Linked DNA regions of Mus musculus: regions 1, 2, 3, 4, 6 and 7 are each linked to region 5. Evidence: chromatin loops called from intact Hi-C (ENCODE). Cell type or tissue: heart. All regions are shown on one strand. Region 1 overlaps Lix1 (limb and CNS expressed 1). Region 2 overlaps Rgmb (repulsive guidance molecule family member B). Region 3 has its middle 31 kb from the start of Gm41537. Region 4 holds the start of Gm5165 (predicted gene 5165). Region 5 holds the start of Lnpep (leucyl/cystinyl aminopeptidase). Region 6 holds the start of BC002059 (cDNA sequence BC002059). Region 7 has its middle 3.3 kb from the start of Mir99b.

Region 1 (4,000 bases), 180 kb before region 5:
CTGTCTTAAAACAAAAAGGGAGAACAATAAAGAGCCTATTATTTTTCAAAACAAAACATCCCAAAACATAGAAGAGAATACCAGGAGAAAGGGGAATGGCACCTGAGAAAAGACACACTCATTTAAAACCATGCAGAACTACATGGAGAGCCTGCCACTTTATATTTCTTAGAAACAGGTGAGTGATGACTGTTTTGCAACTCAGTAGCAGTTCACCAGATCTTCAGGACTAAGACAAAATCAAGTAGTTAAAAATACTGCTTATGACCATTTCTTCCTTAATTTTTTAGAAGTCACGGATTCTATGGAGGTACCTTCTAAAGTACTACTTCAGTTGTGATGTTTCTATTGAAAAACATGTGCCTCTCCCTCCTATGAGGGAGACCAAAATTAGCACCATGCCATCCACATCTGACAAGCAGTAACAGCTGAGGAACTCTGCTACTTACCACACACAATCCTCAATTTATGATTTCTCACTTTTATGATGGCATGAAAACAATTCCACTCCTTGTCTCTTCAGTAGATCGCTCAATAAATCACAGAAGATATTTAATATTTTATTATAAACTTTTGCCTAACTGCAAGCCAATGCAAATATTTTGAGCGTGTTGAAGGTATTCTATGCAAAGCTCTGAGATTCACTGGGTTAGTTGTACCATATACATTTTGGGCTTACTGATGTTTAATTACAATTGGCTGTATTGGTAATATGAAAAACTACATTAATAATGGTATCAATATCTGATTCTTATTTATATGTTGGGATCATAATATTGAGTATTGACAATTATTGCTGTAATGTAACCCTTATAACAGCTATATGAAACAGTTATTACCCATAGGTTATTTTCCAAGGGAGATTATCTTTACTTGAAAGATAGCTGAGCTCAGCCAGGCAGTGGTGGCGCACGCCTTTAATCCCAGCACTTGGGAGGCAGAGGCAGGCGGATTTCTGAGTTCGAGGCCAGCCTGGTCTACAGAGTGAGTTCCAGGACAGCCAGGGCCACACAGAAAAATCCTGTCTTGAAAAACTCCAAAAAAAAAAAAAAGAGAAAGAGAGATGGCTGAGCTCCTGGCTTCAGACCCATGCAAGGCAATCTCTCTCCTTTTCTTACATATCTGATTCTCAAATTCTGGCAATAGGCAGATGAAAATTCATCAGTGATTTGGCAGGAAATGTTTGCCCCTCTAAACAGCTAAGCTTAAGTGAACTAAAATATCCTACCACAGAGAACAACAGTTAAAATGAATAGTCCCATACCCACACTGCTTCTATTTTCTTAGGTTTGATTTCAAGAAGTAATCAGATCTAGAAAACTTTATGGACAAATAATGTTTATCGTGGTAAAACTTAATCATTGTGTTGCAGCTGAGGCCCAACGCCCCTACTTTTCTCTGGAGTAGTTGAGGACATGTGGAATGGACTAGATGGTTTTAGTCTTATTCTGTTCCATATCTGAAGATCTGTTTCTTCATTTGTGTATAAATCTGAGGAAATACCAGTATTACGCCACAGTGCCAGGGTGAAGGTGAAACCGGATGTAATGAGAAGAGTCTAGAACAGCCTGGCATAAGGTAAACACTCCATGAAGGTCAAGGATGACTCTGGAGGACTGAATTACTTTAAAACATTTCATGGATGGATCCCCCCACTCCACACAACACACACACACACACATACACACACACACACACACACACACACACACCGTGTAACCACAAGCTTCAAAAGAGGTTAGGTAACTCCCCGTCAAAATGTTTTATGGCCCCCTCCCTTACAAAAAAGGGGGAAGCTATAAAGGGTCTATAATGCTCCCCTACAATAACCTTAAACAAAGGAGAAAATAACAGGCAAAAAGAATGGCAGAAGAGAAAATCCACGCAATTAAAAACATATAGACCTATGTGTGAGTACCTATCACTTTACATCTGTGAGCTTGCCTGTGTTGAAATTCATTTTGACAACTAAATAAAAAGAATAGTGTCATTTTATAGACCTGGGCATTTATAAAGTATCCAGAATAGGTCTTCTTATAAGAGGAAAAGTCACTTAGCCTGCCAAAGCTGATGAGGCAATTTTTTTAAATTATTTTTTTCTTAAAACTCCTTCTAAGTACTATGAAGACTCTCTCCTCAATCTCTGGTCCATGTTACTTTAACCCGTGCCTTGCTGATCTGCTTTATGTGTGGTCCATAGTAAGGTATTTAAATGATATATAATCACGTAAATCACACTCTAGAAATACTTCAGAAAGACGGCTGGGAGCAGTATAAGGACAAAGGAAAAAGAGAGAAGGCAGGAAAACCCAAGTCCTCGGGTCAGGAGGGAGGACCCAGGGAGTCCAGCTTCTCCTTCCGCTTGCCTGCTGTGACCTAGCGTGTACCACGGGGTCTGGACAGATGTTATCAGCTTGTGTCTACGCGTAAAGGGAAGTGAATACAGATTTGTGCTATTTCGGCAGAGGCACAAATCAGTGCCCCCTCCCGGAGCTGGGGTTGCTACCGAAGAGTTTTGGATCTAGGAATGGTTGACTATAGCGTAGAAAAACAAGGCTGGTGTCTTGGGAATGCCCTTGGATTTTCTGTGGGCCAGTCCTGCTGCGCTGAGGAACCGCAATAGGCTTCAGCTTTCCTTCACTCCTTGGGAGGGAAGGAGTGCCTATTGTGAGGTAAGCTTGCCAGGGAGAAAACTGCCTGCTGTTAGGGGGAGGGACAGGAGCCGCAACCAGCGGGCGCTGGGTCTTGTCAAGGTCAGATTCTAGGCAGAATTTGACTGAAGCTGGTTAATATATTTATTCTGAAGACTAATGCAATCCAAGGAAGAGTTGTTTATTTACATCTGTGCTAAATTCTCCAGGTCGCCTTTTAAAGCCTCATCCCATAAACAAATTTCCTCTTAAACTCATTTTCTTGGGTGGGGAGATGGTGCCCACCTGTTTTCCAAGTTCTCCATTTACGGTGTTTGTTTTTCTTATTTCTGATGAATCACAGAACCGAGTCAGCCTCCCAAACTTCCAGAAGAGGCAACTCAAAGCGGCTCAGAGTGGCTGAAAAGCCATTGTGAAACCAGGCAGGCCATTTCCAAGATAGAGCCCAGTTGTTGCAGGATTAAACGAAATGAATGACAAAGTAAAACAGGGAACTGTGGACAAGAGCAGCAACTGCAATTTTCCCCCGCCAAGCAAAGAAAATACAGGCTTTTATTCTCCATTCAGCTTACAATTCACGTTGCTGACCAAGACCAATTATATAATTCATGGGAGCTCAGTGCAAAATAAAAATGCCAGGGCCTGTGCTGAAAAACTATTAAGTTGAGGATCCAACCCAGGGCAGTTTGCTGAGACAAACCCAAAAGGCCCAGATCAGGAGTGGCAAGTGATACATCAGTCTTTAAGATCTGATGCTTTAAGAAGCTCAGGGATTAAGATAGACAGTTTTATACAATGCATTTTAAGTTCAAAATGATTGCAAAACACCATCCTAATAAACAAAATACAAAGAAAAACAACGTTATTTATTTATTTATTTATTTATTTATTTATTTTAAGACAAGGTTTCAGTAGGTAGTCAGGCTTGCCTTGAACCCACAAGACCTGCCTCTGCCGCCGCCTCAGTACTGGAGGTGAACCGGTGTGTTACAATGACTGGCACAAAATACAGATTTTTAAAAGATGGAGAAGATTCATGAATCACCCCACCCAGTTTAAATCTTGCCTCACATATCTCACTCCAATGAGCTAGCTGCTCGAGTTCCTTTCAGTCCAGCCAGGCTCCCAAACCTCCGTGATTAGATTAGCCTATTTAACAAACTCTACAACAGAAGAACAGAGCAAGTCCTCACAGAGTAGGTGACTCCAAGTTCCTGTGCAGGTCAGGGCTTGATCAGATTCAAAGCCAGGGTAAAAAACCAGGCAGCAGGAATCACAGTGAAACCAGAAAACAATTCTTTATAGAAGTCCTCTGAAACTGTGCGTGGCTTTCCCTTTAAGTCAGACAG
Region 2 (4,000 bases), 1.8 Mb before region 5:
CTTCTTCAAGGCTCAGCCTCCCTCCTGCCGGCTTCCTTGTGCTTTTTTTTCCTCCAACCCTTTCCGCGATCACGGTTTTCTGGTACCCAATAGAAATGGGCGACAGCGAACCGGCCTTTAACCTTTCCTTGAATTAATGAGCTTCAGGTTCAGCTTCCTCCTAGGTTTTTTTTTTTTTTTCTTCCTTGTTTTTAATGACCCTTCCCAACTCCTTTTCCTATCCCTGAGAGCTTCAGTTACTTGCAGGAAGCCAGCGCTTTCCCAAGCTCTGTGTAGCAGGTCCCCCTCAACCCCCACCCCTGTCTCAGCCAATCGCAACTGTTGGACGTCGTAGCAAATTTGTTGGGGTCTCTTGGCAGAACAAGAGTCTATCCGAGCCGCGTTAGATACTCAGATGACACCGAGGTCCGTAGCAGATGGGTGGACTGAGAAGGTACCTGCGAGCTCCCAGCGGAATTCGCTGGCAGCTGCGTGAGGCTCTGGTGTTTTGGTTTCTTTGACATTTTCCCAGCTTCAAAGCGGAGAACGGGAGTCAGGGATTGGGCGAACTTCAACGTGTTCGGTTACAAGGTAATTAGATTAATGAGAGTGGTGAGTTTTTATGCAGTGCAATTATGCCACGATTTCTTGTTGCTCGGTGGCTTTTCCACAAGTTTCCAGTCTATTAAATTAATCCAATGGTAGGTCTGTTTCTACCTGACTTGTCCTCCAAAACCTGGGGCAAACCCCCTCCAACTATCTCCAAGGAAAAGGGCTAGTAAACGGAGACAAAAGAAAGCACTTGTGGAGGAGTTGACGATAGGATCCAATTTGTCATCAGATAGTGTGAAGTGGCATCTCCTCTGGAGAGTGGCGTCAGTGCTCCTAAGAGCCACGTTACTTTCCCCCTGCCTCTGCCATTCTCCAAACTGTTGAGGACTGGCATTTAAAATGCACTTAGCGCAATCTAAATTACAGTTTGCAACTTCACCTGCTACATTACCCAGAATCTCTAATTAGGAATCTCCTATCAACTACAGGCACATTAATATTCCACATGTTACAGTGTGCTGATCAATGACCAAGGATAATTGGGGGGCAAGCCTTAAGTCTCCCCATCTTATTCATTAGACACACTGTGGATTCCTCAAACCACCAGATCCCTAATGAAGGAGACCTGTCTGTTTTTACTGTAATTTTTCATTACTTATTACAGGCCATGATGATTCAAGTGGTAAACACACCTTTCACTACTCAAGATATAATCCAAGCCTTATGTCTATCTTTAATATGCTTAATAATAGCCTCAGAGTTGCCTGGAGAAATGACTTTTCATGGGGGGAGGGCTGGAAGAATCTGACAGCTTTACATAATGGTGTATACTAAATGCTATCAGGACAAACATTTTTACCATCTTGCAGTTACTACATATAATAGACGAAACACAGTTCAGAAAATATTAATAAGCATCTTTCTTTTAAAGAGTGATCACATGATGCTCTTCTTAAAAGTTCTTTTAGCTTGGAGCTGTAGAGATGGTTGAGTGGTTAAGAGCAGTGGCTGCTCTCCCAAAAGACCTTAGGTTCACTTCTCAATGCCCACCGGCAACTCACGATAGTCTGTAACTCCAGTTCCAGGGGATTCGAGACCCCTTCACGTTCACAGGCACCAAACACACACATGGTGCACAGACACACATGCAGGCAAAATGTTCTTATACAAAGATTTTAAGTGCTTTTAGATAGCTGATTAACAGCAAAGTGTAGAGTTTTCTTACCTCAATATTTAATTATATCCCCAAAGGTACATTAGGCTATCATTACATCTCATATAAACAAAAGGTTAAAGATCAGTACATTCAATTTGGAGTCTTTCTGCTGATGACTTCGCTTTTTCTGCACTATCTTGTGTGTATATATGTATGTATATATATATATATATATATATATATATATTTTAAATACAAGGGGGTCTAGATATTCTTATCAGTAGAGGGCACCCTCGAGTTGCTTCAAATCCTGATATCAAGGAAAAAAAACTGGGGTGGTGGTGGTGGGGGAGGAGAATCATCTTTAAGGTGTTTTACTGCACCTCTGTTGTAAAATTTGACAAGCTTAAGACATGTATGCCTAACAATTCACTTTTTATTACAGCGAAGTGTTCAGCTGCTAGAGGAAAATGCTATTTTTTTTAAAAATAAAGTACAAGGTGGTTCCTATTTTCATGACATCGGGTTCATTGATACAGTCTGGGGTGAATCTGGATGTTAGTTAGCAAGATTTGAAATCAGCTTGGAAACCAAGAGCATGTTGAATGGCTGGTTATAGGGTGGCCACTCGTCAAAGCTCCCATGCATCAGGTTAAAGCAGAATTTGGGACGGGACAAAGAAAAACCCAGGGAGGAAGCTAGAACAAATGTGAGGATTATAAAAGTTTTACATTTTAATTAGGAAAAAAAGTGAGATGACTGGAAACTTGAGCAACCCCCAAATCCACCTTGTGTCTTGCCATCTGCATTCTTTCTCTCTTCCCCTTTGTTTTCGAGGAGTGGTGAGAACAGAACAGTGCATCTAAGAGACCCAGCAAAGCATACTACACCATGGGCATGCAATTGGGTAATTAAAACGGATGCCAGAAACGTTAATAGATTCTAAACATGATGCAGTTTCATTTCCCAAATCCTTACATAGTGTCTTAACTGTTCCCCAGGTACTGTATCTCCAAACCCAGAAACCTAACATGAGGGTCTCTGCTTAACAGCTCACCCAGGACAGAGAAGTCTGCAATAAGCTATTTGTGTAACCCATTCCGGAGTAAGGGCTCCCCTGCTGCTCGTTGCTCCACAGTGTTTGAAAATAAGGGGCTGGAATAGCCCAGAGTCCAGCAGCATGTAGCGCCTGGCTTGTACTTACATCATTGTTAACCCTTCTGCACCTGGAAGGGGCTCAGCGGGATCAGGATGCCCCCGAGCTCCGGAACACGCAGGACCTAGGTGTAAGAGAAGAGCCCCAGGGCTCCGTGTGAGCGCTGAGCCCCTGGAGAAAGAGAGAGAGACCACGGAGAGTGCAAGGGGTTGCATCCCCGGCCCCTTGATCCCTAACAGACTCCAGTAGGGCTCGCTTCTGGCTCTCAGGGCTAGAAGCGGCAGGTGCAAAAAGCATTTGGGAGCCGCTTGCCAGTGCTTGGAGGTAATGTGCTTCCTGTCCATTTATCTCAGGAAACCAGCACAGCCTTCCCTTCGAAACAAAATTAACCTCTCATTAGCCAGCCACTCACTCCCAAGAAGGCCTTAAAAGCTTTACCCTCTCACTAATGTATTTAGGCTTTTCTTCCAGGCAAACGAAGCCGAGGCTGTACTAACATCAGCCCCAGGGGTTCCTATGGGCTCCCTCAGGAGCCAGCCAGCCTTTCACCAGTCTAGTTTGGGAAATTGGCCAACACAGGATCCCAGTTTGTAGAAGCAGTCCGACCCAACACCCCTGAACGAACTTCACACCACCCCCGCCCCCACGATAAGTTTGTCTCTGTTTTCTTGGGCTCCTCTCACATTAAAGCTTCAGCTCCATTACCCCCGAGGAATGGGGAAGGGAATGGGGAAACTTCAGTGGCCAGCTGTTCCCAGGTCATAGGAGGCGACTGTCCCTTAGGGGAAGCGTCTACGGAAAGCTGGGGGTTGGGGAGCAGCCTTCCTTAGACTCTAGTCGGTTCCAGGCATTGCAAATTAAACGTGGCCAGGAGCTTTTGGAACGCCAGGGCTTTCTCACCCTGGACCCCACAGCCCGGAGCCTGGCAGATTTATACCACACAGGTGGACCAAGACCTAAACAAAACAGTCCCGGCCGCTGCCTGCTATTCGCCCCCCCCCCACCGTCCTCCGGGCCCACCGCAAACTTCAACAAAATAAACAACTCACCACAGGCATTCCCTTGTCTGCAGCGCGACGCTTGCCAGCTGGGAAAATAAGCCGCAAGCCACGCGGCCGGGGCGCAGGAGGGAGGCCACGCCGCGCCCGCCACTCTGC
Region 3 (4,000 bases), 100 kb before region 5:
TTCAATACCCCCATCCCAAACCTAGTGGAATTAAGTGTTCCTTATTTCCTAAGTGTTCACATATTTAACAGTTGATATCTATGATTATAAAACATGTAGCCAGTTTTTTTAAATCCCTGCAATTTCTGAGCATTTTGTAAATATTGGCAACGATCTTCATAATTTTCTTTTTAAAAAGGTACGACATAAAGGCTTTTAAATCCCCAAACTGGGGTCTTTGGGGAATTAGGAGACTCACTAGATTTGTCTTCAAATGTCCAACATTAAACTCTAGAGATTACAGTAAAAGAACACTAGTTTTCATTACTGTATCTAGAAACCTAAAACTTTCCCAATTCATGATCTAGGAGATGGAATAGGCTAGTGTTGTGGACCTAACAAGGAACATAACTGTAGCAATGTCCTTTGAGTAGGGCTGGTATGACTTATATGATCAAAGCAGGGGAACTGTTAGCTTTCAGTGGTTTTATAGTAACCTAGGTAGGAAATTATTGTGGAGCCACCTGCCACTTACAGGATCTGAGTGTTCATAAGGATTGCACCTGTGCAAGGAAGTAACTGCCCTAAAACCAGCAACCCCTTTACTGAGCCTGTTGTTCCAAACACCCACACACAGTTTTAACTGCCAGTCCAGGGAACAGTTTTCTATCTATGAAGTAACGTTTTTGTTTCTCACAAGGGCCAGAATAGTGAGGGGTTGCTATGGGCAGTTGGTTACCCGTAGATGCAACCAGCATCAGTAGTATATGTTGAAAATTCTACAGTGTGCACAAGAGTCTCTCAAAGCAAATAATTGCGCAACCCAAAATGTTCACAGTGTGAGTTTGGGTTCCTTTGAGTTTTATGTGTTAAGGACTCTGGAGTAAGGCAGGAAGCAATTTAGATAATATATATGGGAACAGTTCTGACGGAACTTAGAACCTGAGATGAAATACTTTTAATATATAATCAGTCTTATCAGATGAATCCATACAATATTTGTATTTAAATACTTTTATTTTCATTTCACAAAGAAAGCAACAGTGTTTATAGTTAAACATGCCTTTCAGTCAGTGCTGGTCATATGCAAAACAAGTAAAACAACACAATTTGCATATACAATATTACATATACATACTATTTTCAAAATTTTCCACAAAAGACAGATTAGAATACAAATTTAGAATTCTACCCTTAAACTCAGACTGAAGGAACTGAAGGTCACTACTGGTGTTAAAAAAAAAAAAAGGCAATAGCTTTGTAAGTTTCGAAGTCATCACTTGCCAAAGTTTTTGCAAGAAAAACTCTTCCTCACAGCCACAGGGACCACTTGGCTTTAATCAAGACGGCCAGCTACAGTTTGTCTCAACATGATTTGCGGATGAATGCAAATGCTCCAATTATGTGGCAATTCTCATTTCATACACACACACACACACACACACACACACACACACACACGCATGCACACACACACACACACACGCATGCACGCACACACAGTATATTATTGTACTGATGATTTAAGCAGCCCAACTTCTGGAGCATTTTTTTGAGCTAAGCCATGACCTTTACTTCCTTTGAAGTATTTCAAATTAAAAACGGTTCAAAAATATCACTAATGACTACCATGACTAACTCCAAAAAGGTGGCCCTTTCTCTTTTATTTATGATCAAAGGTAAATGTGTCATGAATAAACTTTTTTCCTCCAGCAGCAGGTATAAGTAACAGCAATGTTACTAGGATAATTTTCCAATACATTCCTGAGAGTTTGATATGGTAAATAACATGTCTTTGAGAATTTCTAGGAGAACTATCTATCGCTCAATGTTTCCTAAATGGATATGGCAAATCTTTCTTGTGGAATATCAGTAAAAATGTGAGAACAAAACAAAGCTAAGATGCAAGAAGGACAGAGAGGTTTTCACATGCATTTTCGTTGATGAAGACAAATGTGTAGTCATAACATTTACCATGTGGTGGAAGAAGAGACAATATGAAATGTAAGAATGCAGAGAGCAAACATACAGGTTCCCTTGCATGAAATGCACACAGAATCACAAGGCTGACAAGAAGGCAGCATTTGCTTAAACTTGTGAGTGTAACTTCAGATGGCATCTAACAACAACAAAGATACTAAAGACAAAAGGACAAAGAATAGGCATGCTCCAGTTAAGAGAGAACTGGAGAAAGAGATGCAGCCACACAAAAGAGTTCTGGGTAAGAAAGGGCCAATGTGCCCTGCCACATGTGGATGTTCTAAGACCGAAAGGTCTTACCCCTGAAATTCTTTTGGGACCATGTTGTTTGTCAGCCACCAGAGGAGCAGTAATCACTCAAATGATCCATTCTAAGAATCACAATGACTTCTCCTGGGTACATAAGAACAATCAAAAGAACTCTGGAGAGAAATCTGAACTTCAGGCCTCACAGACACAGTACTCTCGAGGGCTCTTCAGATTAGTTACAGAAAACACAGATATTGACACCCTAGCTTCAAAGCTTGCCTCAAACACTGAGGCCATTTAAACTCAGGTTTACTGTGCAATGTTCTCTGTTTTTTCTCTGGCATTTACAAAACCAAAGCTTGACTTTCACCATGTCAGTTTAATTCAACACCAGAAATGCTGGATATGATTAGTTTCCTCAATGCAGCCATACCTGAGTGTCTTCTCCCATCTTATTTGCTGCAATCCCATTGCTACTGTTACACATGGAGTCCCAGGGCTACACTTTCAGTCAGACACTCAACATGTAATGAGCCTTTGGTTTTTTTGTTTTTTTGTTTTCTTTCTCTAGGTACATGTAAAAACCTTCAAGGAAATAAGTATTAAAGGGAAACAATGAGAGCAAGGGAGAAAATTAAATATGTATGTATAATAGTATAATATTTGTATCATATATAGTGTATATGCATATATACATATACATATACGTGTACATATACATATATATATATATATCTCAGAATAACCAGGAAAACCACAAATCAGCTGTACTACCTACTACTAAATGAGGAAATATGCAAGAAACAATGTGCTGTCATCTTATGAAACTAATTTTCATGATGTTCTTTACAGTTAGGCAAAGGGCTGAACACAAAATGAAATAAAAACATGACAACTTTATATTAAGAATAGTCTACTATCAAAAATATAAATCCAAAACAAGTAAATAAGACACAGCTGCTTTACTCACTCTTGCCAATACTGGCATCCAGGGAAGGGTAGAATGGGAGATACGTCATACACTGATCCTCAACTTTGATTAGGTACTCACCTATCCATGTAAAGGACTAGGGGCCTAATCAGTACCATGAAAAAATATATTTTAAAATCATGCACTCACCCTTTCCCCTAACCACTACCCACCTAAGCAATCCCATTCCCACCCCCTAAAAAAAAAAAACCAAGTTATAAAAGTATTGCCTCTGTAGGCAATGAGGAAAAGGGAGCAGGGGAGAGTTATCATACCTCTGGACCTCAATGTTGCATTATGTATCTACAAATTCCAGCAAAGAACTGGTGTTATGTGGAATAATATACAGAATATAGCAATATTATATATACATTAAAAATATATAAACACCCAGACCCCCACAAAGCAAACAAAAGATAAGCAAATAAAACATCTAGTCTACCACTGCCCACCAGGCAGTGAGGGATAGGGACTGTGGAGAGTTTTCATAGAATCAATCTCAGTGTTCATTAAGTACAGAGTAAAAATAGTCGCACCAAGGACCACGTTCAAAATGAAGTTAACACCACAAGGCATTTACAATCATATATACATATATATTATATGGTTACCTTTTTCTCTAACAAGCTATGCTATAAGCAACAGACAAAACAAGAACTCAAGCCTTATAGTACGTATACACTACTGCAATATGGCACAGGTGACAGAGAAGGGGCAGATGTTCCACACTTCTGGGCATAGATATAGACTCTTGGTTTGTTTGATAACACAAACACAGATTGAGAGTGAAAAACTGAAATAACTGACAGACTTTTAAATACA
Region 4 (4,000 bases), 390 kb before region 5:
AGAGAGATATCTAAGAATGGCAAGCAAGCAGAATATAGACAGAGAAATCTCCAGAGAGGAAACACAACAAAAAGCAGACTGGAAAAGCTGTATCAAGCAGAACACAGGTCAACAGCTTGGAATCACCATTTTTCTTATCCAGACACCACTTCTTTCACTCTCAGAACCTTTCTAAGCCAAACCTGGTCTTTGTCACCTATAAACACATACACACATACTGGTAATATATTCCATGTTTCCTACATGAGATTCTAGGCTCTTTGAGCCACATGAATAACACCCTATCACCCACACTATCCCCAATTATACACTCATTGCCACCGCAAATTTACCTCTTCAAACCCTGCAAGGCTTTCCTTAAGTTTTGCCAATCTTTCTATCCAAAAGAGGCAGCCTGAAAAGTATGAAAACACATATATTTATCCAATCCCAGAGCAGTCAATTTCAGTGGTTTTGCAGTGTCCTTGCTTATACTCGTGATACATTTTTCCCAATTAATTCATTTTACATAAAGCAATGTTACTATTACTAAGATTTCTTTAAAATTGACCAGGAAATATAGACTTCGTGGATTATTTGGTATTCCTGAAGTACTTAAAAAATTTCTATCAATGTAGATTATACTTATCTCAAAATTCCAAGAAAGGATACAAATTTTTGTTTTTATTTATTACTAGCTATGCTAATAAAAGTTTAAATTCTTTAAAGTGGAAAATTTAATTTCATGACAGGCTACCCTAAAGTAGATACTCCTTCCACATCTGATGCATTACACACCCCTCTTCTTTACTCAGAATGCACATTGACTGTTGACTGGCCTTCCAATTATTGGTGATGCTATTGCAGAAGTCATCACATTCCTCCTGAGCAATGGCAGGCCTGTATCCATTCAAAATAGTCATAGTCTTAATGAACTATTCGGATCAACTTATTCATTTTTATTTATGTATTTTGTGTAGAGGTGGTGGTGGAGGGGGTGTTCCTCTCTGTTCCTTTTCATCTATTCCTACATCTTAAGTCTTATGCTTCTATTCTTCTTTTTTCAACTATTTAAGTCTTATATTTCCCTTCTTTCTCTTCATCTTTGTGTTCTCCTTCTCCTTCTTTATTTTATTTTATTTTATTTTGTGTGGTTTTTTTGAGACAGGGTTTCTCTTTGTAACATTGGCTGTCCTAGAATTCACTCTGGATGTAGACCAGGCTGGCCTCGACCTCAGAAATCTGCCTGCCTCTGCCTCCAGAGTGCTGGGATTAAAGGCGTGTGCCACCAGGCCCGGCTGGCATACATCTTCTTATGTCTTCAGTCAGGAATACTATAGTGCTGGCTCTCCCACATTCTTTAAATGCTTAAGGTTTACCTCCAGTATGGATTTTGTGGCGACTTTTATGATTACATATATTCGTTAAATACTTTCTAGGTTCCTTACAGTTGTTACGTTTTATTCCTATACATATTATGATATATACTGAAAACCAGCTGAAACAATCAGCCACATGGACTGAACAACCACTGGATTGCTCAACTTCCCATTGGTATAGAGTTATAGTTGGAAGAGTTGGCTATCAGCTTGGGAGCCATACTAATAAATCCACTTTCCACATAAATAGAGAGACCCTAGAGCATTTTCCTAGTACAGCTGTGTTTTTGGTTTATTTTAAGATTTTATTTATTTTTTTTGGCACTTTCCTACTAAGGAAAAGAAAATAGAATAGTAGATTATAGAATAACAATAGAGCTCCAGCTGGAAAGTTTGTGCAATTTACCTGAACCCAGTAAGAAGCCACAATACAAAACGTTGTTTCTTAAAGTCACTAATTAGCAGTTAAACTGGGCATCCTTCCATTTGTGAGACAGATTTTTCACTCCACTGCAACTTTAGTAATATGCTTCATTCTACTAGCAAAAAGAGGAAGTGCCTTCTGAGGGCAGTGGAATCACAGGTCAGAATTTCAGTCCTGGCTCTTGAGAACAAGGTCACAGCTCACAAGGGGAGGAGCAGGCAACCAATCAAAGGTGAGCTGGAGAGATGGGGCGGCAAAGGCTGGCGTATAGGCTATCGGAAACCTGGGACAACTGCTACCAAAATACATATCTCTGCTGATGTGGAATAGGTGTGCGTTTAGATTGGAAGCCTGTGCACTGAACCACTATTCCGAGTTGCGTTTGCACCCTATCACCCTGAGAGAGTTGCTCCTGTCACTCAGGATTTACTGGCCAATCACGGCATTGAGGAGGATCTGCCAGTCATAAGAGGAGGGTGGTTTTTCCGGATGCATTTTGCTGGTTCCCTGTGAGATCTGCCAGTCAAAAGCGGAGGGTGGTTCTTCCGGAACGCATTTTCCTGATTCCCTGGGGGATCTGCCAGTCATAAGAGGAGGGCGGTTTTTCCGGAATCCATTTCGCTGGTTCCCTGTAATTAAGCAGGATTAAGTGATTTGTCCCCTGTGCTGCTGGGTACTGTGAAGGAAGCTCAGGCAAGTTCTGAAAGTGCGACATGATGAGGATATTGTCACTTCCCACAGAGGTGAGGAGCGGGATCGGGTGTGCTGGGTCCTACGGAAGGCTGGGTCGGAACCAGCAGCTACATGCAGGCACCTGTGAGTTGCCTCGTGGTTTTAGCCGCTTCTAGACCCAACGGTGGCACCTGCATAACTTCACTATCTGGGCTGAATATTCACAAAACCTTTCGAGCAGGGTCCTGTGTATAGAAACACCCTTAGCAGGATGCCAAAGGCAGACAGGCTAAGTTTCTTTCGTGTATTCTACAAGTTGTTCTCTTGGCATTTAGCGTTGAGTTTTGTACAAGGCAGTAAGAATGGATCAATTCGCATTCTTCAACATGCTAACCGTCAATTGAGCCAGCACCATTTGTTGAAGATGCTGTCCTCTTTCCACTGGATGGTTTGAGCTCCTTTGTCAAAGATCAAGTGAGCATAGATGTGTGAGTTTATTTCTGGGTCTTAAATTCTGTTCCATTGATCTGTCTGTCACTGGACCAGTAACATGCAGGGAGTTTTTTGTTTGTTTGTTTTTGTTTTATCACAATTGCTCTGTACTGCAGCTTGAGTTCGGGGATGGTGATTCCATCAAAGGTTCTTTTATTGATGAGGTAGTTTTTGATGTCCTAGGACTTTTGTCATTCCAGATTTATTTGCAAATTGCCCTTTCTAATTCTGTGAAGAATTGAGTTCCAATTTTGATGGGGATTGCAGTGAATCTGTAGATTGCTTTCAGCAAGATAGTCACTTTTACTGTACTAATCCTGCCAATCCATGAGCATGGGAGACCTTTCCATCTCCTGAGATCTTCTTTGATTTCTTTCTTCAGAGACTTGAAGTTCTTATACAGATCTTTCACTTCCTTAGTTAGAGTCACACCAAGGTATTTTATATTTGTGACTGTTGTGAAGGGTGTTGTTTCCCTATTTCTTTCTCATTCTGTTTATCGTTTGTGTAGAGAAAGGCCTCTGATTTATTTGAGTTCATTTTATATCCAGCTACTGCACTGAAGTTGTTTATCAGGTTTAGGAGTTCTTTGGTAGAATTTTTAGGGTCACTTATAGATACTATCATATCCTCTGCAAACAATATTTTGACTTTTTCTTTTCCAATTTGTATCCCCTTGATCTTTTGTTGTGGAATTGCTCTGGCTAGGACTTCAATAGTTATGGAGAAAGTGTGCAGCCTTGTCTAGTCCCTGATTTTAGTGGTATTGCTTTAAGTTTCTCTCCATTTAACTTGATGTTGGCTACTGGTTTGCTGTATTTGCCTACGAGGTAATGGCCTGCTCTTGTTGAAAGACACAGTGCCTATTCATACATTCAATAATATCTATCTTTTTAAGAAGTCAATTCTTGATTACACTTTTTAAGTTTCATTTTCTTAGAATTTCTCTGAACATCTAGATTTTTTTTTTCTCTTTAGTGTTTCTGGAGAATTTAAGTATTTTATCTGTTTTCTCAGCTGCTATGATCATTTGTTTCTCTTTAGAGAAATTTCT
Region 5 (4,000 bases):
CTTTTGCCTCTTTTCTCTAGGATTTCTCCATGGTCTTCCCAAATGAGACAGTTTGTAAATATATCTAAAGGAGGATATTCTATGGGAGGAGAAAAGATTTTAACTTTATGGTGTGAAAATGTACTTTAATTATGTAGGGGGGAAGTTCAACAAATCAACCAGGGAAAAACCTGACTAAATAAATGACTCATTCTTGTTTTCAATTGGGTAAGATTTCATAATTAAAAATCTTACCTACATATTTAAAACAAGGAGGCTCCAATAATTCTGCCTAGAAGGAAGAAAACGTCTTGGAAAATTTTATACCTCTTTTAAGCACATTTTACACTCAAATCCTAGATGGTCTCTATGGTGCCTTTCAGTTCAAATCTTCCTTAATTCTCTGAGTAAGTTTACCAGACTATTCTTAGAAACTTGGTAATTACAAATAGAACACATATGAGAAAGAAATTTGGAGTTAAAGCTGTCATTACTAAGCCTAATTAAACACTGCAGACAGAAAGATGGCAGGAGAATAAAGCATCCCGAATTAGGGAAAAGGAGAACATAATGAGTAGGTCACAGCTCCAGCGATGTGGTAAACAATGTTAAAGAACACAACAAAGTCCAGCCTAGGCATTAGAGTGGATAGAGTGGGTGTCCCCTCCCCCTTCCCAGTTCCTTAAGTGGCATGCGACCCCCCTCCCAACAATAATATGCTTCTCTCCCATTAATCTGACTTTCTACCTACCTGAAGTAACCAACCACACTGGAAACACATGCCAAGTAGAAAGTGGATCCTCTAATCTCATTAAGCCCTACCCTTTATTAGCAGTTTTCCTACTTTCCATCCTAAAGTGGAATCCATATATTTAAACACCATAAAATGGTGAGACATCATCTCACCTCTATATTGAGACTCAAGCACTACAAGCCCAGACAAAAGCCATGAAGTAAAGGGCCGTGGCTATTTTCTGGACACAGACTGCTTTGACTTTCACACACACACACCCATGCCACCTTATGATATAAGCCCAACAAGGGCCATTGATATTCAATGGATCTCTAACTAGAAGATCAAACATCACTAGCTGGTAAAAAGAAGTTTGGTCGACCTGCGGAGCAGCGGTAGGCAGACGGGTGGCAATGCGGGGCGGCATCTTCGCCACACCGAGCAGTACTAGCCAGCCCCCGGTAAGTTTCCTTCCCTGCAGTGCACTAAATCACGCTGCCAGCCGCGGCCCCACCCCGCCCTGTTACGGAAAGGCATGCGGACAGCTCGGTGAAGGACGGGCGGACAGCTCCAGGCTCCCCGCACGAGTAGGCTTTCGCCGGGGCCGCAGCTTCTCCTGGCCGCGGCCGCTTCCCCCAGGACCAACGCCGTTGCCAACTTTGCCGCCGCCCCCTCCACCGCGCAAGCATCCCAAACTTTGCCGACTACCTCACCTGGAGGTTCGGGGCTGGCCCCCGGGAGAGGGCTGACCTTCACGCCTGCCCCAGCCGACCCTGGCCCCTCTGCCGCCCCCCGGCCCGCCTGGGAAACCCTTGGCAGGGATGCCTGCAGCCTGACCCCCTTGCCACATCTGACCCTCTGGACCCTGAGAGCCCGGGAATCCGCGACTCGGGCTAGCCACTCACCATTGGTAAAGGACTCCATCTTCGCCCCGCCGCGGGTCCTTACCAGCCCAGCGCCCCAAGCTTCCTACTCCGAGAGCCGAAGCGGTCCTGACGACTGAGCATGCCCAGCAAAGGCCTCCGAGGGCTGCCGGGGAGGTGCGGCGAGGGGCGGCGCCGCTCCGCCGCACGGCAACAACACCTTCGTTCCGGGTTTTCGCAACTGCTGCAAAAGACCCACTGAGGCGTGGACGCTAAGCATCGCTCAACCCTAGGCCCACTCCGCCCAGGGGCGGCGGGGAGGAGCGCAGTGCTGGGGCGGGGCTTAGAGCCCCACCCCCGGAGCTCACTTCTAGCCGCCGCGCTGTCTGTGCCGCAGAGCTGTAGTACCCCGGTTCAGACAACTGGTACACCTACTACTGCATCCGGCCGTGTTTCGGGTGCGGCCACCCCAGTACTGAGCCCGGAAATGCGGCCGGTGATGCTGTCGCCAGAGGGGTTGTCGCCCTTCGCGTTCTGAAAGCAAGACAAGGCCCAGGGTGGGTCGGCCTCTACGCTGGGCTAGCCCGGGGCGGCGCTCTTCTTAACCGCCGGAGCAAGCCCTGCGGCGGTGGTCGGCCCGACTTCCCTCCTTTAGCAGAACGCCCTGCAGCAGCTGCTGCTGCAGCAAAGCCGGAGGCCAGAGGAAGGGAGGGGCCCGGGAGTCGATCGGTGCCCTTTGCTTAGGGCTGGGCTTAGAACTGCGAGCAGATCTCAAAACCCGGAGCGGGGTGTAGGAGAACGGACCGTGCGCGCAGAGGTTGTGTGCAGAGAGGCCCGCCTGCCTAGTCCTGTCCTTACTCGACACCAGCAGTTGGCTGCTCCCAGCCTTCAGGGTACACGGCCTGATTCCGCGGGGCTAGACCGGAGGGAGCCAAGTTCCCCCTTCCCCTAGTACTCGCGCCTTTGCCTCGGGCCCCATTGTTTCCGGTGCCAAATCGGGGCGGTCCCCGGCAGCCTACGAGACACGTAGAGACCGCGTTAGCTCCTGCTAGCTCCTGTTTCTCCAACTGCCGGAAGTCAACACCCCGCGAAGAGGCTCCCCCATCCCTCCCAACCGCAGCCACAGCTCCTCTTTCCTCCCCACTCACTGCTTCGTCCCCTGCGGCGACTTGGCTAGGCCTTGGCCTCACTGCGCGAGCCAACTGTCACACACTCCTCCTCCCAGGCTGTCAACCCGTGCAAACAAAATCTAAACCTGTACAAATATCCTGGGCGAAAGAGGAGAAAGGGATGATGTTCGATCGATAAGGAAATTCTACGTTCAAAGAAGTAAACCCGAAGTGCAGTGTTTTTAAGAGGTCGATTGTATTACATCCACTACGTTCCACTCCTGTTTTACAACGCCCTGTGAAAACCAACTGTACTTGGAGTAACCACTAAACTCCTTACCTAACTCTGGGACCTCATTAACATTCTCGCCCTTTAATGGCCCCGAAGCTTTCATAAGGCTCCTAGAAGTTGGCGCGATTTATTCAGCATCGTTAACCGTACCTTTACTTATTTTTTTTTAAACAAAACAAAACCCTCCTTGCAAAATTGTTCCACAGCTTTGTGTTTTGTTTGCTTACTTCTTCCTGTCATTTTCTTAACTCAAATGTCACCCCTACAGAGAATCCTCTGACCACACACCTAAAATAGCAACAAACACAGTGGGTTCTATAAAGATTCCTCCTGCCATTATGTTCAGAGCACTCTTAGCTGTCAAAAGGCTTATTGTTTATCAAGAATACAAGATCAGTGGGGCAGGTTTTTTTTTTCATTCATTTTTTTAGGGCTATGTCCTCATTTTTAATCGTTACACAATATATTAAATAAGTACAGTATAATGTTTATATTTCTAATTTACTGCCCACATTGAAACCTTTCCACTGAATGTCTTTATAATGAATGTCTCCAGTTGGTCTGTTTGTGCTCAGTACAAATGTTCATGACATCATATCTCAACGCTGCTACTGCCTTTTCACTGTGTGAAAGATAGGCTGAGTCCTTAGGCTAGTCCCCATATCGGAGCAATTCCGAACCAAAAGTAGAAAATGAACCACAAGAACTCTTGTATTCATGGATTTTGTTCAAATGAGCCTGTTTCACATTGGTATTGCTTAGCTAAGAAACTCTTCCCTATTAGGTCGTGTTTTGTTCTTTTGGTGTTATTTTTGGTGCCAGAGCACTTAGTAGCAGTTATTTAAAACTCCACAACATGATAAATCACCTCACCTCACCAGCAAGCTACAGTCTATCATACTTTAAGTGTGAATCACATTACCTTGGGTTTTGTTTTTAAATTTTCAGCTCTGAGACTGTGTGCTAAAGTGTTTCACAATTTGCATTCATAAATTTGGGAGAATCAGGAGATTTTTTTTTTTTT
Region 6 (4,000 bases), 670 kb before region 5:
TGATTGTTCAAACTGAAACATTAATGAGTACATTGCTTATTTTCCAATAATTCTTTAGTAAATTTTTTTGCAGAAAAATAATAAGGAATTTGTATCATGTGTATGATTGATTGTCTGGTTGACAATTCTGATCATTCACAAGGATGGAATATAAGTTTCTAGTCATTTTCATATTTTGAAAGATATTTTGTTTTCCTAAATCTCAGAAGAGTAAACTAACTGATACTAGTTAAGGGATTTGTTTTTCAAGATTTTCAGTTGTATACATCTTTTGCTTTGTTTTGTTTTCTCTTGTTTTTTTTCTTTTTTTTTTTTTTTTTTTTTTTTTTTTTTTTTTTTGAGACAGGGTTTCTCTGTATACCCCTGGCTGTCCTGGAACTCACTCTGTAGACCAGGCTGGCCTCAAACTCAGAAATCTGCCTATCTCTGCCTCCCGAGTGCTGGGATTAAAGGCGTGTGCCACCACACCTGGCTGGCATACATCTTCTTATGTCTTCAGTCAGGGATACTATAGTGCTGGCTCTCCCACATTCTTTAAATGTTTAAGGTTTACCTCCAGTATGGATTTTGTGGCGACTTTTATGATTACATGTATTTGTTAAATACTTTCTAGGTCCCTTACAGTTGTTACGTTTTATTCCTATACATATTATGATATATACTGAAAACCAGCTGAGACATTCAGCCACATGGACTGAACAACCACTGGATTGCTCAACTTCCCATTGGTATTGAAAGATCCTGGCAGAATGTAAAAGGACACAGAAGCCCTGAAATTGGCAAGATAGACGTCAGTGTTAGCAGAACTAGCTTCACTGATTTAGAAAAATAGAGGTGCACAATGCTCTGGCCACTCCTTGAACCTGTGTGTCTGCCAAAGTTCTGACCAGGTGTGTGCCCATTGCTGCACCTTCATTAGACTCTTTCCTTGTACCCCTCCCATACCCATTTCTTGAGAATAGACATTGTTTAGATCTGGAAATCCCCTAATCTCCCCCTTCTCCTTTCCCCCCTGAGGGCCTATAAAAACTGGGAACTCTTTCCCCTCGAGGACGACTCCTCTACCCCTGCGTGGGATATGAGTCGTCCCCAGAGCTCTGGCTTTCCCCGAATAAAGCCTCATGTGGTTTGCAACAAGCTCGGTCTGTCGTGAGTTCTTGGGTGTCCGCTATTGTCCTGAGGCCTGAGCGAGGGGCTCCTCTCGGAGTCTTTCAGTATAGAGTTATAGTTGCAAGAGTTGGCTATCAGCTTGGGAGCCATACTAATAAATCCACTTTCCACATACATAGAGAGACCCTAGAGCATTTTCCTAGTACACCTGTGTTTTGGGTTTTACTTTATTATTTTATTTTATTTTTTAGCACTTTCCTACTGAGGAATAGACAATAGAATAGTAGATTATAGAATAACAATAGAGCTCCAGCTGGAAAGTTTGTGCAATTTACCTGAACCCAGTAAGAAGCCACAATACAAAACGTTGGTTCTTAAAGTCACTCTTTAATTAGCAGTTAAACTGGGAACCCTTCCACTTGTGAGACAGATTTTTCACTCCACTGCAACTTTAGTAATATGCTTCATTCCACTAGCAATAAGAGGAAGCACCTTCTGAGGGCAGTGGACTCACAGGCAAGAATTTGAGTCCTGGCTCTTGAGAACAAGGTCACAGCCCACAAAGGGGAGGAGCACGCAGCCAATCAGAGGTGAGCTGGAGAGATGGGGCGGCAAAGGCTGGCGTGTAGGCTATCGGAAACCTGGGACAATTGCTACCAAAATACATCTCTCTGCTGATCTAGAATAGGTGTGCGTCTAGATTGGAAGCCTGTGCAATAAACCACTATTCCGAGTTGCGTTTGCACCCTCTCACCCTGAGAGTTGCTCCTGTCACTCAAGATTTACTGGCCAATCACGGCATCAAGGAGGATCTGTCAGTCATAAGAGGAGGGTAGTTTTTCCGGATGCATTTTGCTGGTTCCCCGGGAGATCTGCCAGTCAAAAGCGGAGGGTGGTTCTTCCGGAATGCATTTTCCTGTTTCCCTGTGGGACCTGCCTGTCATAAGAGGAGGGTGGTTCTTCCGGAACCCTTTTCTCTGGTTCCCTGTAATTAAGCAGGCTTAAGTGATTTCTCCTGTGTGCTGCTGGGTACTGTGAAGGAAACTCAGGCAAGTTCTGAAAGTGCGACATGATGAGGATATTGTCACTTCCCACAGAGGTGAGGAGCGGGATCGGGTGTGCTGGGTCCTACGGAAGGCTGGGTCGGAACCAGCAGCTACATGCAGGCACCTGTGAGTTGCCTCGTGGTTTTAGCCGCTTCTGGACCCAACGGTGGCACCTGCATAACTTCGCTATCTGGGCTGAATATTCACAAAACCTTTCGAGCAGGGTCCTGTGTATAGAAACACCCTTAGCAGGATGCCAAAGTCAGACAGGCTAAGTTTCTTTCGTGTATTCTACAAGTTCTTCTCTTGGCATTTAGCATTTTGGTTGTCATTCATTTCGAGTTAAATTTGTCTACGTTTAATATGTATCTCATGTGTTTGGTGAATTAAAGTACATTTTTTTCAATATTTCTCTGTGGGTTTTTTTTTTGAAATAACAAAAAAAGTGGACTAATTTTAGAACAGCTTCATCTTTTTTATAAAATTGTTTCTGAGACAAAGTATGTTGACACGTGGGTCCTAGTCTCTTTCTCTACCTTGCTAAACTTCGTAATTTATTAGTTAAATGGCTGTACCACAAGAGAGTTTTAAAATTGCTCATTTTAGTCATGTAATGTACTGCCCTTTGCAGTAGAAGGAGAAGTACTTGCATATGGAGCATGGCTTCTGTCTTCAGACCTCAACAGGAGGAACAGTTTACTGTGTACAGTTCAGGGCTAAACAGTGTAGACAATAGCTAGCTCCTACACTGTAGTTTAAGGGAATCATCTGCAGGGGTCATCATTATGAACAAGCTTCTGATGGTGTAATTTACAATTGCCAAGGTAAATTAAGTCATGCATGTGAATAAAAATAATCCAGATTGGTGGGTATACCACCTGGGGAGGTTATGTTGAACCAAACTTCATTGATCTAGATAAGGCCATTCAGAAATTTGAATCAAGGGGAATTGGCTTTATTTATGTGTATCAGGTTATAGACTTCAGCAGCTAAAATTGCATATAATGACGGGATCATACATTATCTTATTGATGCCATTTCCCTAAAAGGTAATAGCCTGCTATTGTTGAAAGACACTGTATCTATGCATACTTTTATTTTTTCTTAGATATTTTCTTCATTTACATTTCAAATGCTATCCCCAAAGCCCTCTATAGCCTCTCCCTGCCCTGCTCCTCAACCTACCCATTCCCTCCTCCTGGCCCTGACATTTCCCTGTACTTGGGCTTATGATCTTCACAAGACCAAGAGCCTCTCCTCCCATTGATGGTTGACTAGGCCATCCTCTGCTACATGTGCAACTAGAGACAAAGCTCTGGGGGTTACTGGTTAGTTCATTTTGTTGTTCCTCCTATAGAGTTTCAGACCCCTTTAGCTCTTTGGGTACTTTCTCTAGCTCCTTCATTAGGGGCCCCGTGTTCCATCCAATAGATGACTGTGAGCATCCACTTCTGTATTTGCCAGGCACTGTCGTAGCCTCGCAAGAAGAGCTATATCAGGGTCCTGTCAGCAAAATCTTTCTGGCATATGCAATAGTGTCTGGGTTTGGTGGTTGTATATGGAATAGATCCCTGAGTGGGGCAGTCTCTGGATGGTCATTCGTTCAGTCTGCTCCACACTTTGTCTCTATAACTCCGCACATGAGCATTTTGTTCCCCCTTCTAAGAAGGATCAAAGTATCCACCCTTTGGTCTTCCTTCTTCTTGAGTTTCATGTGTTTTGCAAATTATATGTTGGATATTCTGAGTTTATGGTCTATTATCCACTTATGACTGAGTGCATATCATTTGTGTTCTTTTGCGATTGGGTTTCTTCACTCAGGATGTTATCCTCCAGATCTTTCC
Region 7 (4,000 bases), 200 kb after region 5:
TGAGATATGCTCCAACATCTTTATCTGAAACCGTTAGTACTGAACCTCATATAGAATATACCTAGTCTTTTATCACGTATGTTCATGATAAAGTTTAATTTACAGTTTAGGAATAGTAAGAAAGAAAACCCTAAGAATCTTAAGTAGGAGAGTTGTGGTAAAGGCCAGTCTAGACTACCTAGTGAGACTTTAAATAAATAAAATAGAAATAAATAAATCAAGTACTGCTCAGTGCTTAAGAACATGCATTGCTCTTGAAGATGACTGATGCTGAGTTCTCAGTACCCATGCTGAGTGATTTGCAGCTGCCTAACTCCAGGTTCCAGATAGTTGATGTCTTCCCTCTCCTTGTCTCTGTGGGCACCTTTACTCATATGCATCTTTGTCAAAGTGAGTTTCAGGCCATAGTGAGATCCTATCTAAAACAAAACAACAACCAACCAACCAACCAAACAACAACAATAATAAAAACAAGCCCAACAACTATTATGAGGGGATAGGAGAGCAGAAATCTTGCCTAGCATGTTTTTACCAACTGTACTAAATTGCCTCTGAATATATATATGAATATTTGAATAGACATACATGTTTTTAAAAGACCCTGTCTCTTATTTCACTTCATAAGTTATGGATAAATAAAATGGTAAGTAGTCACTTAAATGAATGAATATAAGGCAACTTTGGAGTACTTCATTTAAAAAGGTGAAAATAAAAGTGACCCTACCCGGGGAGAAAAATGGTAGTGCAGCATATGCTCAAAGCCATACACAATTTCCTATCTACCCACTAATGTCCTTAGGTTGTGATAGGTTGCCCACAGTATTCACCTTTATATTCTCTGGTCTCTTCTCTCTTTCCACCGTTTCAGAATCCCGCTTTCTGCTTGTCTCTTTTCCTTTTCTCCCTAAGTACCCACAAACCCTTACATTCTCCTCTCTATTCCTTCCTCCTTGGTCTTAGCCACTGCCAAGGAGAGAGGAGGACTCCTCAGAATCCACAATCTTTCTTTCCAGATCACCCAAATCCCCTGAGAGATCTGACAGTCAGATCTGCGCCCAACTCCTCCTCTTTTCTCAAAAGGCTCTTAGGCACATAGTTAGCTTCAAGCAACTTCATTCTGAGCTTGGCCTTGAACACGTTCGGGACTGCCCGCCCACTCACCCTAGTCTGGGTTGAGCTTCCGGTCTCTTGGTCCCTAATCACAGTGGACCTCTTTGTTATCCTCTGCTATCACCTTAGATCCTGCCTTTGGGCTTTTGCCTAAACTGTGCCCTTGGATAGGACCTCCCTTACTGCTTGCTACCTTCAACAACTGGATCTAACTTTTTTTTTTTTTTTAAGGTCGCACCAGCAACCACGCCTTCTTGGCGGATCGTCTGCAGACTGCTGTAGGGTGGGTTTCTATCTGCCGTTCCACCCATCCCCTCTCTTCTTGGTCTTTGGTCTCGACACCCCCACCCCCGCACCTCAGGCACCCTCCACCACCCCGGACAGTCTGCGGCTGGGTCTGATTCCTCCATCAGACCGTGAGCTCCGTGTGCAAGGGCAGATATGGGGGTCTGATTCACCTTTGAGTTCCAGTGCAGAGGAGGGGAGGAACACTGCGCAGGAGGGGGGGGGGGCGGCGACGCGGCGAAAGGGGTGGGTGGAAATGCAGCCCCTGGTTGGAGAAGGTGCAGAGTGGGAGAAGAGAGGGAGAACACACCCATCCAGAAAGGGAGAAAAACGGAAAGAAAATGCAAGAACCTTCGCTAGCAAAATGGTTGAAGATGCAGACAGTGAAAGGCTGAAAGGGCAGATAGAAGGAAAACCAGAAAAAAGAATGACATAGGGGTGGCAGACAAGAGGGAGGAGGCTTAGAGTCTGGAAGGGGGGAGAGATGAAGGGAATCGAAGGGTAGAAAGCTACTGAGACTGAACGGACACTATCGGAGGAGGAGGAGGGAAGGAGGGAGTCTGCCTCCACTGCCTCCCGGCCTCTCTTTTGTCCCTTCCCTTCTCCCTGCGTCATGTTCCCCTAGCCCGGCCTCCCCTCCCGCTCCCTCCTCCACCCTGCTCCTCCTCCCTAGGGCTGGATGGAATTTTTTCCCCTGGACTCGGGCCAGCTTCGGGGCAGGGGGGTGGGAGGAAGCCAGGCCGGACTGGGCTGGGCGGTGGGGAGGGGCCGGGCAGGGGCCCCCTGGGGAGGGGGCCGGTCCGAGGCCACGCTGCCCGCGGGGTCTAGGGCGGGGGAGCCCGGGCGCTCAGTGCCGGGAGGAGGCACCGGCCGGAGGCAGCGGGCGACCGGGGGCGGAGGATGGCGGGGCTGGCGGGAGGAAGAAGAGGGGCCGCGGGCGGCTGAGGAGGGAGAGGATGGAGAAGCTGGGGCTGGGGCTGGAGGAGGACACTGGGTCTCAGCGACGCTGGAGCTGCGGAGCGGTGAGTCTGCGGAACCGGAGGGGGATGGGACCTGGGCCGGACTCCAGGGTCCCCAAGGGAGGAGGCAGCTAGCCTGGGCCTGGAATTCTGGCTTCTGGCTTGGATAGCGAAGTGGTGGTGGTGGTTGTGGTGGCGTGTGTGTGTGTGTGTGTGTGTGTGTGTGTGTGTGTGTGTGTGTGTGTGAGGGGGGTGGTGGTGGTGGTGGTTGGGAGGGAGGGTGGAGAGCTGGGAACCCAGACTTCTGAATCTTTGTTGGAAGGAGCTAGAGACTAGATTCTAGGGTCCCCGGGTTTCAGAAGCTAGAAGGATCTCTTAGATTCTAGAGGGAGGCTGCAGGATCCCAAAGTGTAAGGGACCAGATGCTAGAGACCGCAGGGGAGGTGGAAGAAAACTGTCTGGCTTTGGAGGTGCCTCCAGCGCCCTAAGGGTTAACGTCTGGCTGGAAGGGAGGGGGAGGGGCAGAGATGGGGCTGCGGGGCTTTGCGGGGTCAAGGGTGAGCCGTGTGAGTGGGAGGGTGCCAGGAGGGGGAGGTTGTCTGGGCTGCCAGACAGACCCGGGTCAGCGCCTGGGGCAGGGGCTGTCTGGTAGTAGAGAGGCCCAGCGTCCAGGTTGCTCTGAGGACCGGGGATTCCGGGTCTCAGCTTCCTCTTCCCTCAGGGTCTATCTTCCAAGCCGTTGCCCAGATTCCACAAGCCAAAGCCCTGGTTGCGGTCTGCCCAGGACCCAGGTGTCTGGGTCACCCATTTCCTTCTTGCCTCTGACTAAGGAGTCCACTCTCCAGCCATCACCTCCTGCACATAAGCATAGGCCAACCCCAATCCCCTCCTCCTTCAGAACCCAAGAGTCAGGGCCCCAGACATTTTTCTTCTTCTCTGCCTGGACTGGGGCATAGGTGGGGGGCTCCTTCCTGAGAACCAGGTTTCCCCCACCCCTTTTAGCCCCAGCTGGAGTCCAGCCCTCCAGGGGTTAAGGGGGCGGGACCAGTTGGTTGCTATGGTGCCAGACTGTTTGGGTCTGCTCTCTGACCCTTGGGGGCTCCCTAGGGTCTGCAAAGAGGGGGAGGGGACCCATGCCCAGGGAGAAGTCGAGCGCCTACCCCTTCCTCAAAGCAAGCCTGTGAACCCAAGGGAGATGCACCCAAGCCTGGGGCAGTGACCTTGAACCAGTTCGGAACCTTCTCTGTGAGCCTCAGTTGGCCCTCTGAAGAGAAACTTGCAGGGTGTGTGGAGAGATGTTCAGGGCTGGAGAATCTTAAAGATTCTCCCTTCCCTGCTTTCCCTCACCGCCCCCCCCCCCTCAGGCCCCAGGCAGCCCCGGGGCATGCTGGGAACCCAGGCCTGGGCTCTGAGCCAGGTTGGTTGGGGGGGGGTGGGGGGGCTCCTCCCTTCCCCTTCCTCCCCACCTTGGCCTGACTCTCGCCCCCGCCTGAGGGTCTGGGAGGTTGGGAAGGAGGGAAAGGAGGACTTGAGCTCAGGCCGAAGACTGGTCTCAGGTCCCCCGCCTCCTCTTTTGCTTCTCCGCCCTCTTCCCGCCTCTCCTCCCCCTCCTCAGCAGGTCGCTACCCCGGCCCAGGGCCCCTTCT

Evidence for each region. Hi-C counts contacts between places; a loop is a spot of excess contacts. Peaks named below come from ENCODE experiments on the same cell type or tissue, not always from the same donor. Only the 100,000 strongest peaks of a DNase experiment are listed, where the experiment ranks them.
Region 1: a loop joins it to region 5, with 2.5 times the contacts of the local background. A loop is called at or near these places in 2 of 42 quality-filtered maps.
Region 2: a loop joins it to region 5, with 4 times the contacts of the local background. A loop is called at or near these places in 3 of 42 quality-filtered maps.
Region 3: it touches region 5 in a loop (2.8-fold over the local background); 3 of 42 quality-filtered maps call a loop at or near these places.
Region 4: it touches region 5 in a loop (2.2-fold over the local background); 3 of 42 quality-filtered maps call a loop at or near these places.
Region 6: a loop joins it to region 5, with 3 times the contacts of the local background. A loop is called at or near these places in 2 of 42 quality-filtered maps.
Region 7: it touches region 5 in a loop (4-fold over the local background); 11 of 42 quality-filtered maps call a loop at or near these places.

The regions. Positions count from the first base shown.
Region 1 is chr17:17,446,466-17,450,465 of GRCm38, forward strand. The region is part of intron 4 of Lix1 (limb and CNS expressed 1); the gene reads left to right. Among named protein-coding and RNA genes, the nearest start is that of Gm41537, 43 kb to the right of the region's middle. In heart, no CTCF peak of the experiment used is centred here; a DNase peak (open chromatin) is centred at 2,396; H3K4me3 peaks cover 1,167 bases; H3K27ac peaks cover 2,224 bases.
Region 2 is chr17:15,826,729-15,830,728 of GRCm38, forward strand. It overlaps Rgmb (repulsive guidance molecule family member B), which reads right to left. Exons shown (of 5, transcript NM_001372257.1): 1 at 3,893-4,000; 2 at 2,892-2,967. The coding sequence starts at 2,896. Among named protein-coding and RNA genes, the nearest start is that of Rgmb, 2.3 kb to the right of the region's middle. In heart, CTCF peaks have their summits at 11, 1,972 (motif pointing right) and 2,828; DNase peaks (open chromatin) are centred at 3,143 and 3,543; H3K4me3 peaks cover 2,493 bases; H3K27ac peaks cover 1,611 bases; H3K27me3 peaks cover 270 bases.
Region 3 is chr17:17,520,433-17,524,432 of GRCm38, forward strand. No RefSeq gene overlaps it. Among named protein-coding and RNA genes, the nearest start is that of Gm41537, 31 kb to the left of the region's middle. In heart, no CTCF peak of the experiment used is centred here; no DNase peak of the experiment used is centred here.
Region 4 is chr17:17,232,501-17,236,500 of GRCm38, forward strand. Gm5165 (predicted gene 5165) reads left to right here and starts at 2,403. Exons shown (of 4, transcript NM_001362181.1): 1 at 2,403-2,525. The coding sequence starts at 2,496. In heart, no CTCF peak of the experiment used is centred here; a DNase peak (open chromatin) is centred at 2,221; H3K4me3 peaks cover 1,451 bases; H3K27ac peaks cover 343 bases.
Region 5 is chr17:17,622,777-17,626,776 of GRCm38, forward strand. It overlaps Lnpep (leucyl/cystinyl aminopeptidase), which reads right to left and starts at 1,713. Exons shown (of 18, transcript NM_172827.3): 1 at 1,618-1,713. The coding sequence starts at 1,636. In heart, a CTCF peak has its summit at 1,890; DNase peaks (open chromatin) are centred at 1,875 and 2,515; H3K4me3 peaks cover 3,609 bases; H3K27ac peaks cover 3,714 bases.
Region 6 is chr17:16,949,500-16,953,499 of GRCm38, forward strand. BC002059 (cDNA sequence BC002059) reads left to right here and starts at 2,037. Exons shown (of 3, transcript NR_166921.2): 1 at 2,037-2,209. In heart, CTCF peaks have their summits at 1,545 and 1,752; a DNase peak (open chromatin) is centred at 1,912; H3K4me3 peaks cover 978 bases; H3K27ac peaks cover 304 bases.
Region 7 is chr17:17,824,911-17,828,910 of GRCm38, forward strand. It overlaps a transcript of Spaca6 not described here. Among named protein-coding and RNA genes, the nearest start is that of Mir99b, 3.3 kb to the right of the region's middle. In heart, no CTCF peak of the experiment used is centred here; DNase peaks (open chromatin) are centred at 1,341, 2,081, 3,241, 3,891 and 2 weaker places; H3K4me3 peaks cover 3,325 bases; H3K27ac peaks cover 3,229 bases.